2 separate regions of the Mus musculus genome follow, and region 2 is linked to region 1. The links are chromatin loops, found by intact Hi-C in ENCODE. Cell type or tissue: heart. All regions are shown on one strand. Links, peaks and the distances in the headings refer to the core of each region. The heading gives the core; the rest is flanking DNA.

The links. Hi-C counts contacts between places; a loop is a spot of excess contacts. Peaks named below come from ENCODE experiments on the same cell type or tissue, not always from the same donor. Only the 100,000 strongest peaks of a DNase experiment are listed, where the experiment ranks them.
Region 2: it touches region 1 in a loop (11-fold over the local background); 1 of 42 quality-filtered maps calls a loop at or near these places.

Annotation. Positions count from the first base shown.
Region 1 is chr5:129,667,146-129,672,520 of GRCm38, reverse strand. Zfp11 (zinc finger protein 11) reads left to right here and starts at 2,433. Exons shown (of 3, transcript NM_172462.4): 1 at 2,433-2,461. In heart, for the core only: no CTCF peak of the experiment used is centred there; a DNase peak (open chromatin) is centred at 2,450; H3K4me3 peaks cover 1,492 bases; H3K27ac peaks cover 1,262 bases.
Region 2 is chr5:129,884,423-129,889,797 of GRCm38, reverse strand. Chchd2 (coiled-coil-helix-coiled-coil-helix domain containing 2) reads left to right here and starts at 2,328. Exons shown (of 4, transcript NM_024166.6): 1 at 2,328-2,600. The coding sequence starts at 2,551. In heart, for the core only: no CTCF peak of the experiment used is centred there; DNase peaks (open chromatin) are centred at 2,407 and 3,417; H3K4me3 peaks cover 2,323 bases; H3K27ac peaks cover 1,803 bases.

The DNA of each region.
Region 1 (5,375 bases), core at 246-5,245:
ATTGAGTCTGTACACTGGCAAGTTCATTTTGAGGCATCTGAGCCTCCGTTGTATTTCTTCTTGGCCACACTGCTGAAAGATACCTCAGGCTGCCACCCATTCCATTCATGCTGCTTTTAGAGACTGCGGTATAGTCTTTATCCGCCCTTTTGAAGCAGTCTTATGTTCACACGGCACACCTAATTCATCATGACAGTATGCTGCCCCTTGCCACATACAGTTAGGTGCCCACTCTGGGAGTCCCAATCAAGAACACTATACTCAAGGAGATAGCTGGCCTTTGGTTGGATGTCTCATCACTCGTCACAGGGAGCATGTAACCGTTGCCACAGCAAGGAGGCGCATCATCCTCTACCATGAGGGACAAGGTGGCCATAGTGAGATGGCCTCTATGGACAACCCACTCACAGATCAACTCCAGTTGCACATCTTATCATCTGTTGCTGGGACATTCAACGACTCTTCCCAAGCTCACTGTTTGACTCTTCATGTGGAAATGTGACTAGATGCTTGTTCACCCCAGCAGGGTACCAATCACAGACAAGGAAACAACTCCAGGACTCACTGAGTTCAGTGTAGTGAGACAGCGAGTTCATTTGGGTTACTTGTGGGGAGTATGGATGAAGCATTACAGGAGTGAGGAGGACCAAGAAGCAGATACAGCTCTGAAAACTCATCACAGCATGAGCGATGACATCAAAAGCTACACCCCTAGCACCTGATGTCACATGGTCATCACGGTCATCATGCTGTTTTTTTTTTTTTGTTTTTTTTTTGTTTTTTTTTTTTTTTTTAATTTCAGGAGCTGCTGTCATTCAAGGATGTCTCCGTTGATTTCTCTCCAGAAGAGCAGGAATGCTTAGACCCTGCTTGGTGGAATTTGTATAGAAATGTGATGGTGGAAAACTACAGAAACCTTGTCTCTCTGAGTGAGGATCTCTCCCCTACAGAATTCCCAACCTCCTGCCCATATTTCACTCCCTCCCTTCATTAAATATTTCTCAGGAGCTTACACTTTGCAGGGAAGTCGTGGGCAGGTTCATTTTAACTGTATTTCCTTTAAAAATCTCCTTCCTTGATGGAGGATGCTTCTTACACTCTCATCGGTGGTGATTGTAGGAGTTTGTTGGCATGAAGTGTCATGAATTACAGTCCAAATCTTCCCTTTGATTCAGTCATATGTGCAAGTGAGTCTTTCATCTCCAAACTGAAGATTCTTCATGCGTACTCTACTGTAGGAAACCACTGGGGGAAAAGCTGAGCAATGTAAGCTGAAAATAATTCTATGTAAGCTGAGCAAGCCAGTAAACAGCACTCCACTATGGCCTCTGCATCAGTTCCTGCCTCCAGGTTCCTGCCCTTTTTGAGTTCCTGTCCTGTTTCCTTCAGTGATGAAGAGTGCTCTAGAAGTGTAAGCAAAACAAACCCTTTCCTCCCCAAGTTGCTTTGGTCATGGTGTTTCACAGCAATAGTAACGCTAAGACATACACCATAGTCAAACTAGAAATATCCAAAGATTAACTGAAAATCAAGAGAGAAATAAGCAAAATCAACACATATCTAGCAAAGTATGATCTCAGTTACAGAAATAATCTAATCAGAATTAGAAATTTAAAAGTGAAGCCAGAGGTTGTGGCATACACCTTTAATCCCAGCGCTTGGGAGCAGAGGCAGGTGGATTTCTTAGTTTAAAGCCGCCATGATCTACAGAGTTCCAGAACAGCCAGAGATACACAGAGAAACCCTGTCACAACAAACAAACAAACAAACAACAAGTTTCTTTAAAGTCAAAGAAAAAGACTATCAATATAGGATTCTGTATTCATCAGCGCATTCTTTCCAGAACAAAGTGGGAGTCAGGTTGCCCTGACATGCCATGATATCTAATACATATCTAACAGGGGTTTGAAGCAACTATATGGAAATGCAAAAAAACAAAAACAAAAACAAAAACAAAAAACAAAAAACAAAAAACAAAAAACAAAACAAAAACATTGTACAAAATTCTTAAGAGAATTGTCAAAAATAATCTATACAGCAAAGACCTATCATTTTTGTCCCTACTCAGCCTGGAAGTGATAACTTGCAGTGTTAATCAAGGCTGTGGGATGCCAAAAGTGGTCTGCATCCAGGTCCCTTAGACTGAGAACTACCATGGAGACAGACTTCATTCTGTCTTGGCGGGCTTTGGGTGGGGTGCCACCATCACTGGAGACCGTTTCCTATTTGCACCTCCGGTCCAGCTCTTGCCAGCCAGCCTGTTGCCCTCACCACTTGGACTCCCAGGGAGGATTATTCCTAGCCACCTCGGAACCCAAACACTCTCCGGGTCACCGCGGAACCCGGAGACCCGGGAACCCAGATACCCCGGAACGGAAGCCTGCGGAAACCGGAGACCAGAGAACCCGGACACTCTGGAACGGGACACCGCGGAAAAGATCCGTTCCGGAATCGGGACAAGGTGAGTCCGGGCTCGGCCTCCGAGCAGGGAGGTGGTTTTTGTAGATGCAGCGGTGCGGGATCGGCGGCCAGTCCCGGGTCGGGTCGAGTTCTCTAGGGCATCTGTCAGCTCGCGGCGAGGGCCCAAGGCTGGCAGCCCGATGGCGGGATACTGGGGACATCCCGACTCCCCGTGTGCCGGTCCTGCCCGAGAAAAGCCCTGAGCTGGGGTCCGCACCCACTTCTCCCCAGCGGCCTGCACCTTGGACAGTAAATTCCTACGAATTTCCCATGTCTTCACATTAAACTGTCCCCGCGTATCAAACAAATTCTTGTGCTTTTTATATTTCTGCCCCCCCCCGCCCCCGTGCACATCGGGTAGCAATGCAAAAGGACTTGTTTTGTGTTCGTGAACCGTGCGTCTGTGCAGAAAGCACTGGACAGCTATTAATTAGAATCCTAGTAAAACTTTTCACGTCACTCCTTCTCCCTAGGCACGGGCACTTTAGCACGAAAAACCTTTGGGTTGAGCTTTCCCCTGGCTGATTTCAGAGGTGATACATATGCCTTTTTTCTTTTTCTTTTTTCTTTTTTTGGTACTGGATTTCAGTACTTCTGACCTCAAGCGCAGGTACTAGGTGCTACCGGTGCCATGTCCCAGATTAGGAGTTGTTAAGGTCCCTGGGATTCTGTCCTCGGCGGATCTGTGAGCCTGCAGCCTTTAAGGCTGGTTACCAAAGGGATACAGGGACTGTTTTATTTACATATCTTGGCTACTGTAATATTATAACTGTGTCCTCATCTTGGTATATTTACTCTCTATTGTGACTTATGGGTCATACAGTAAGCCAGCTTTAACTTTTTTTTCAAGAGCTTTCACGTTATTTAAAAATTCATATACTCACCTTGCCAATAGTTCCCAAGGACTGCCCCTCCCTGTGTTTATGTTCCCTAGACCCCCCTCCCCCCTTTTGTTTTTTCTTTAATGACAGACATCTCTTCAAGTAGCCCATTCTGGCCTGGAAGTTTCCTTTTTTTTTTGGTTGATGCCTCCTGAGTGCTGGGTTAGCTTTTTGGTAAGAGCTCCCAGTCCTGGGTTTAATCGTTGTTGCAAATAAATGAGAGTCCATGCTTTGACATAGCTCCTGGAAGCATATACTAGAAACACTTCAGGACTGTACAGGGACCTGTGATTTCTAGCTTTTTTACCTCATGACTACTACCCTGTGACTGTGCTTACACGTGTGTGTATAGTTATTCACTGCCTGAGGTCTAGGGAGACTTTTCATCACCTTTGTTTCCAAAAAGTTTGGCAGTTCATATATGGATCCTTTAATGAAAGATTGGGGGGGGGGTCAGTGCCCTGCCCCCCCCCCCAACCAATTCCATGAAGTTTAAGGATGCTCTGTTTGTTCCAACAACAACAACAAAAGCCTGAAGGATTCCAAATGCTCTCTTTTTCTAGTATTCTCTCTTCTTCGGTTTACTGATACCATGGTCAACTCTGTTGTTGTGCGTTCTCTGAAATGATCAGCATGTTAGCATGTACCTGTACACGCTTGTATTTCTAGCCATTGGAATAATGCCCGAGGGACTGAGTTAAGGACCAGCTTGGCCTTCACAGGGAATACCAGGCCACCTAGGTAACATCTTAAGACCCTGTTTCAATAAACACATCAGTCAATTATCTGCGTGCAGCGTGCAGCTGAAATTATATTACTCTGAGTTCTAGTTTGAGGACCTTTCCAGGGCAGGTTTTTTTTTATACTAAGCATGATGAGACTGAAGGGAAATATATTTTACTCTTCGCATTTTTTTTCTTGTCTCTTTAAGTTTAACTTCTCAATGCTACACATATTCAGGAAATGTCAGCTATCACAAAGTGAAAATTGTCCATATGTATGATGGTTAATTGTGGTTGTCAATTTAACTGGCTTTAGACTCAATTCAGACATGAGCTGCTGGGCACAGTTCTGAGCAATTTTCTTGGCTAGCTTATTTGAAGTGGGAAGACATTCTAAATGTGGGTGGTACCTTCCGTTAGTAGCTCAATTCAAAGGAAGTCCTAGAGGAAAGCTTTCCCTTTTGCTCGTTCAGTCTTGCTGATAAGTTCATCTATTCTGTTGTGTCTCTCACTGCTGTTACCACTGCGGCTACATTCCTTTGCTGATACAAGAACCCCATTTCGTTGGGCTTCCAACATGCACTGACATTTAGTGGATCTCCAGGAAGCCTCTAGGCTTTCAGCACAAGGTTAGGACTGCAGAGGCATCCAGCTTTGCAAACTGAGGAAGGAACTGCAGGGTTCTCAGGTCTCTCAGATTGTGAAGACAGCCATTGTCATACTAACCCAGGTTGGATTGTATGTGCTGGCTAGTTTTATGTCGACTTGACACAAGATAAAGTCATCAGAGATGAGGGCACTTCATTTGAGAAACTGCCTCCATTAGATCCTATAGCCACACCTGTAGGACATTCTCATAATTAGCAATTAATTTGGAAGGGCGGCTCAGATCACTTTGGGCAGTACCAACCCTGGGCTGGTGGTCCTGGGTTCTATAAGGAAGCAGGTTGAGTGAGCCATGAGGAGGAAGCCAGTAAGCATCTTTTTTCGTGGCCTTTGCATCAGCTCCTGCCTCCAGGTTCCTGCCCTGACTTCCTTTGATGATGAAAGGTGGTGATGTGGAAGTGTAAGCCACATAAACCCTTTCCTTCCTAAGGTGCTTTTGGTATTGGTGTCTCATCACAGCAATGGTAACCCTAATTATATCTTATATAAACCAACCTAATAAACTCCCTATTTTAACTGTGTATTTAGTTTTTATTTTAACGTGCATAACATATATTTCCACCTATATCTAGCCAGAGAGAGTAAAAGTGAGAGTGAGAGAGAGGGAGCAGGAGATGGCCCCTCTGTGTAGTGTAGCTCTGGCTAT
Region 2 (5,375 bases), core at 128-5,127, 220 kb before region 1:
TTAGAGATCAGGGAAAACAAGCTTGAGGAACATCCGGGGGCTTTACCTTCCAGGGAGAAACGCTCTAAGTTCTCTAAGTTGGGGCCTCACAGAACCAATCACATGAGCAAACACAGGTGACTTTAAATAAAGTCAGGAAGGGCAATGGGAGAATGGGAGAGCATGGGCTCCAGTGGTTCCATCCCTCCAGGGATGGAGGAGCTGGATGGGCAGAGACAGCGCTCTTTCCAAAGCACCATGGTTCCAGGACAGCCAAGGCTATACAGAGAAACCCTGTCTCGAAAAACAAAACAAAACAAAAAAGCACCATGGAAGGGAACTGAGGTCACTCTCCCCCCATGAAGCAGCAGAGTAGAGTGATTCTGGTTGAAAGACCCACAACGTGAGGATTCCCCCACGTTCTGACTCAGGAGAGGCGACACCCCAAATCAGTCTTTTTTTTGTTTTGTTTTGTTTTGTTTTGTTTTTGTTTTTGTTTTTTTTCGAGACAGGGTTTCTCTGTGTAGCCCTGGCTGTCCTGGAACTTACTTTGTAGACTAGGCTGGCCTCGAACTCAGAAATCCGCCTGCCTCTGCCTCCCAAGTGCTGAGATTAAAGGCGTGTGCCACCACCACCCGGCTATGAGTAACGGTCTTGATGCAAACTGCAAGAGGTTTATTCGGGAAAGACCAGTGCACTGGGGACGACTTGTATCCCACGCAGGGGTAGAGGAGTTGAACATGAGCTCAAGGGGTGAGGGGTTTAGGGGTTTATAAAGGCAAAAACCGAAAACACCTGGCAAAAACTGCAAACACCTGGCATCCTGGAACAATGGGGCAAGTTCTCTATTTTTCACTCTCTCTCAAGATCTTTCATGGTTTTCCTCTGGACAGACAGGTGCACATCCTTGGGACAGGCTGATAACTCTTTGACTTCCATTGTCCTTGTCACAGATAGTTCCCCAGGGGTAACAGAGCTGAAAATGGTTTTCACGGACTGTCACCAGTGATCGCTTTCCCACTGCCACAGAACAACTATGATAAGATCTCCTTTCATACACAGTGCCTGACAAGGTGGCAGAGGAAAACTCTTCCCCCATTCCCCTGGGCATTTGGTGGGGAGGAGAGTCCCCTGTTTCTCCATCAGATGGCCTACTGCTACTCTGTAGGACTATATGACCTCATGGGCAATGTGTAGGAATGGTCTTCATCCACATTACGAGGACAAGAGTGTTTTCCAGGAAGCATCATGGATTGACACTGCAGATATCTCTGCCAATCAATGGGCTCAGGTCACCAACATCCTCTGTGGTGAGAGCTTATGGGACCACAAGCCTCTGTGGCCACAGTTGAGGAGACTTCTAGATTCAATGATTCTCAACTTTCCTAATGCTGCAACCCTTTTATACAGTTCTGGATACTGGAATGTGGGCATCTCTGCATTTGAGCAGTCTTACGTGGAAAAGAGCAGTAACTCAGTCCCTAAATCACAGTCTGAAACCCACAGGTTGAGGACAACAGCTTTAGAGGCCTGTTCTTTGATATGCAGATGATCTTACTGGCTAGTATTAAGTCAGGATGGTCTTCTTTTATTATGGAAATAGCGCTTAATTGAAGACGAGCCTTGGTAAATATGAGCAGAAAATTTCTCTGCAACAGAAACTTGAATTATGTACAGAATTTTCTTTCTCATAGTTTCTTTTTTTTTTAAGATTTATTTATTTATTATATGTAAGTACACTGTAGTTGTCTTCAGACACACCAGAAGAGGGTGTCAAATCTCGTTATGGGTGGTTGTGAGCCACTTTGTGGTTGCTGGGATTTGAACTCCGGATCTTTTGAAGAGCAGTCAGTGCTCTTCTCCGCTGAGCCATCTCATCAGCCCCTTTTTCATAGTTTCTAATAAGCTCGGCTAGTTCACTATCTTCCAGACATGTTGGGAGCAGAGCTCCTTTAGCGAAATTCTGCTTATGTAATTTAATATTTCCAAACACGTTTATTAGTAAATTCTTTATAACAGAAAAACAGAGTTTTTCCTGCGTGACCAGTACTAGGAGGCTGAGACGTGAGAACAGCGAGATCCAAGGCAACATCCGTTACCGGAGGCATTGTCCCAAAACAAAACAGAGAAGGGTTAAGTAAACAGCCCAAGAGCAGACCCCAGTAAGCCCCTAATCCAGTTTACTTGAGAGGCTAAGGCAGGAGACAGTGAAAATCAAGGTCAGTCAGGTTGTGGAGTAGGCCAGCCGGCCATCGGAAGCAAAAACCTAACCTCCACCATTGAATCGGAGGACAAAATTTGAGAGTGCAACCCCAGGAACTTCCGGTTAGCCTTAGCTCCTCCTCGCCAACTTCGTAACTTCCGGGCCTAGGACGCTGAGTCCAGGCTCTGCCCATTACTGATATCTCCTTTGTCCAATAACCTTTAGCGCCCGAGCTTTTCCTGATTTCTTATTGGTTGCCCGGTGAGGTACCGCCTCCACCCTTCCTCTCTCCTTGGTAGAAATTGCTGGACGCTTCTGTACGTTTCGCAGTTTGTCTTCGCTGATCGGTGAGACTTCGAGCAGTTAGGATGCCGCGTGGAAGCCGAAGCCGCACTTCCCGGGTGACTCCTCCGGCCAGGTGAGACCCTCGGGGCCGGGAACCGAGCGCGGGCCGCCAGGGCAAGGTTCTGTAGCCTGAGGGCTGCGAAGGCGACCGGTGAAGAGACGGAGCGAGCGGTCGGGAAGGGATCCGCTGGTGGGGCGGACTTCCTGAGAACAGGGACATGGTCGGTGCACTCGGGGAGAGGACTCTGAAACGTGACCTTTTCCCTAGACAGGCTGGGGGAAGGGCTGTCGAGGGCGTAGTATACAAGGAGGCGAGGAAAGAAAGATGCGTGGTAAACTCTTGGCCAGGGGTGGGGGTGGGGTGGTTTTTGTATTTTCTTTGTTCTACTCACTGCGTTTTTGAGTCTCAGGTTAGCCTTGAACTTTATGGCCTCGCTTGGCCTTCCTTGATTTTCCTGACTCCGCTTCCTTAGGGCTGGGATTGCCGGCTTTAAAGATTTTCTTTTCTTTTATTTATTTATTTTTTTAAGGAAAAAGAAACAAAGAAAATTGCGGGCTGTGTGTAGAGGGCCGAAAATTTAAAGCTATGTCTTTCCATCACTTGGGTCCAAGATGTCTACCATTTTGTGGTAAACGATCTATTGAGCTACCTTGCCGGCCGACCTAAAAAACAAATAGGAAATTGTTGACACCCCTCCCCCCAGTCCAGATTCTGAGGTCCCTCCTTGGGGTAATAAAATCGTAGAAAACTAAAATTGTGCTCATACTGGGAGTGAACCTCGGGAGTGCATGTTGTAGCGCATGCGTCATCTGTCATCAAGATAGTCCCTTGTGCCTCCTTCTCCCGGAAGGCAAGCGGGGGTTGCAACCAGTTCAAGGCTAGCAAGGCTACCCATAGAGAGATTCCTGTCCAGAACCCCCCCAAAAATATGAGTCAAAGTTGCAGCTCAGGCAGGTCACTTTCCCTAGATTTTTCTTTTTGGATTGGCGTGGTGGTTTGTTGTTTCCTTGAAAGGGGTTTTCACTATGGCCCTGGCTGGCCTTGAACTCCAAAGAGGCTGCCCGCCTCTGCCTCCCAAGGACTGGGATTAAAGGTATGGGCTACCAGACCTTGCCCACGGCACCCTAACCCGGCCCCCACTTTTTTTTTTTTTTTTAAGATTTTTTTTTTCTTAGTTTATTTTATGGGCTGGCGAGATGGCTCAGCAGGTAAGAGCACTGACTGTTCTTTGGAAGGTCCTGAGTTCAAGTCCTGGCAATCACATGGTGGCTCACAACCATCTGTAATGAGGTCAGATGCCCTCTTCTGGGGTGTCTGAAGACAGCTACAGTGTACTTATGTATAAAATAAATCTTTAAAAATTTTTATTTTATGTATATGAGGAGTACACAGGTGGTTGTGAGCCACCATGTGGTTGCTGGGAATTGAACTCAGGACCTTTAGAAGAGCAGTCTGTGCTCTTAACTCCTGAGCCATCTCTCCAGCCCAAACCTTTCTTGATTTATTTATTTATTTTTGAGGCAGGATTTTTCTGTGCAGCTCTGGCTGTCCTGGAACTCACTCTGTAGACCAGGCTGGCCTCGAACTCAGAAATCCGCCTGCCTCTGCCTCCCAAGTGCTGGTTAAGTTCAGCCCTTTCTAACTGGGTAAAATGAAGGCATTGGACTGCATTCCTAATATCACCTCATGACTTTTAGATTTTGTTGACTTGTGACTGTCTTTCTCCATTGTCAACACTGGTTCTAAATCCTTCTTCTAAATGGCCTTGTTCACTAACTGAATAGCCGGGATGGCCAGTGTATTTATGCCTCTGTGTGTGCTGGAGAACCTCGGTACCTGTGTGAAGGTCCAAGGGCACCTTATTGGGGTTGGTTGTTTCTTTCCACCTTCTGGGTTCCAGGAGTCAACCAACCTCAAGGTGTCAAGCATCCTTCTCCAGTGAGTCTTTGACCAGCCGCCTGTCCTCCTTCCAGCTCTAAATCTTAATTCAGATGTTCACTAGGTTAGTCCTTGACTGTCCTCAATTTTTTTTTACATGGCAACACCTGTCTGATATTTCTGAAACTGATAGACCAATAAAAGGAAAGCTGTTTGCTCATTCTGTTTTTGTTTTTTTTTTTTGAAACAGGGTTTCTCTGTGTAGCCCTGGCTGTCCTGGAACTCACTCTGTAGACCAGGCTGGCCTTGACTCAGAAATCCGCCTGCCTCTGCCTCCCAAGTGTTTGCTCATTCTATAGCTTCTAATGCCTCGGAGCTCAGAGAGGTCCAACTGTCATTTAAATAAATCAATCCTTTGGGGAACTTTCTAACTTTAATTGTCCATGAGTGGACATATGCAAATGAATGGGCACTAGAGCCTTGGAAACTCAGAGGGGTCAGATGACCTGGCCCTGAGTTTCCACGTTACTGCTTCCTGAGTGTGCACTACCACGCCTAACTGTATGACAGCATTGCTCACCATTTTGAGACAAGGGTATTGATTGTTAGGTTGGCCTTAAAAATCACTGTATAGAGCAAGGATGAGAGTAGATATGCCAAACTGTACTGTGCTGTACAGTGAAAAGTCCACAGACCTCAGCCTTACATAAAGAATACAGCAACTTGGGCTGGAGAGATGACTCAGAGGTTAGGAGCACTGCTCTTCCAGAGGTCCTGAGTTCAAATCCCAGCAACCACATGGGGACTCACAACCATCTCTAATGAGATCTGATGCCCTCTTCTGTTGTGTGTGAAGACAGCTACAATGTACTCACATAGATGAAATGAATAAATAAATAAATATTAAAAAAGAATACAGCAACTAATTCGGAAGCAGGAGCACACCAAGCGGTCAGCAATGTACAGAAA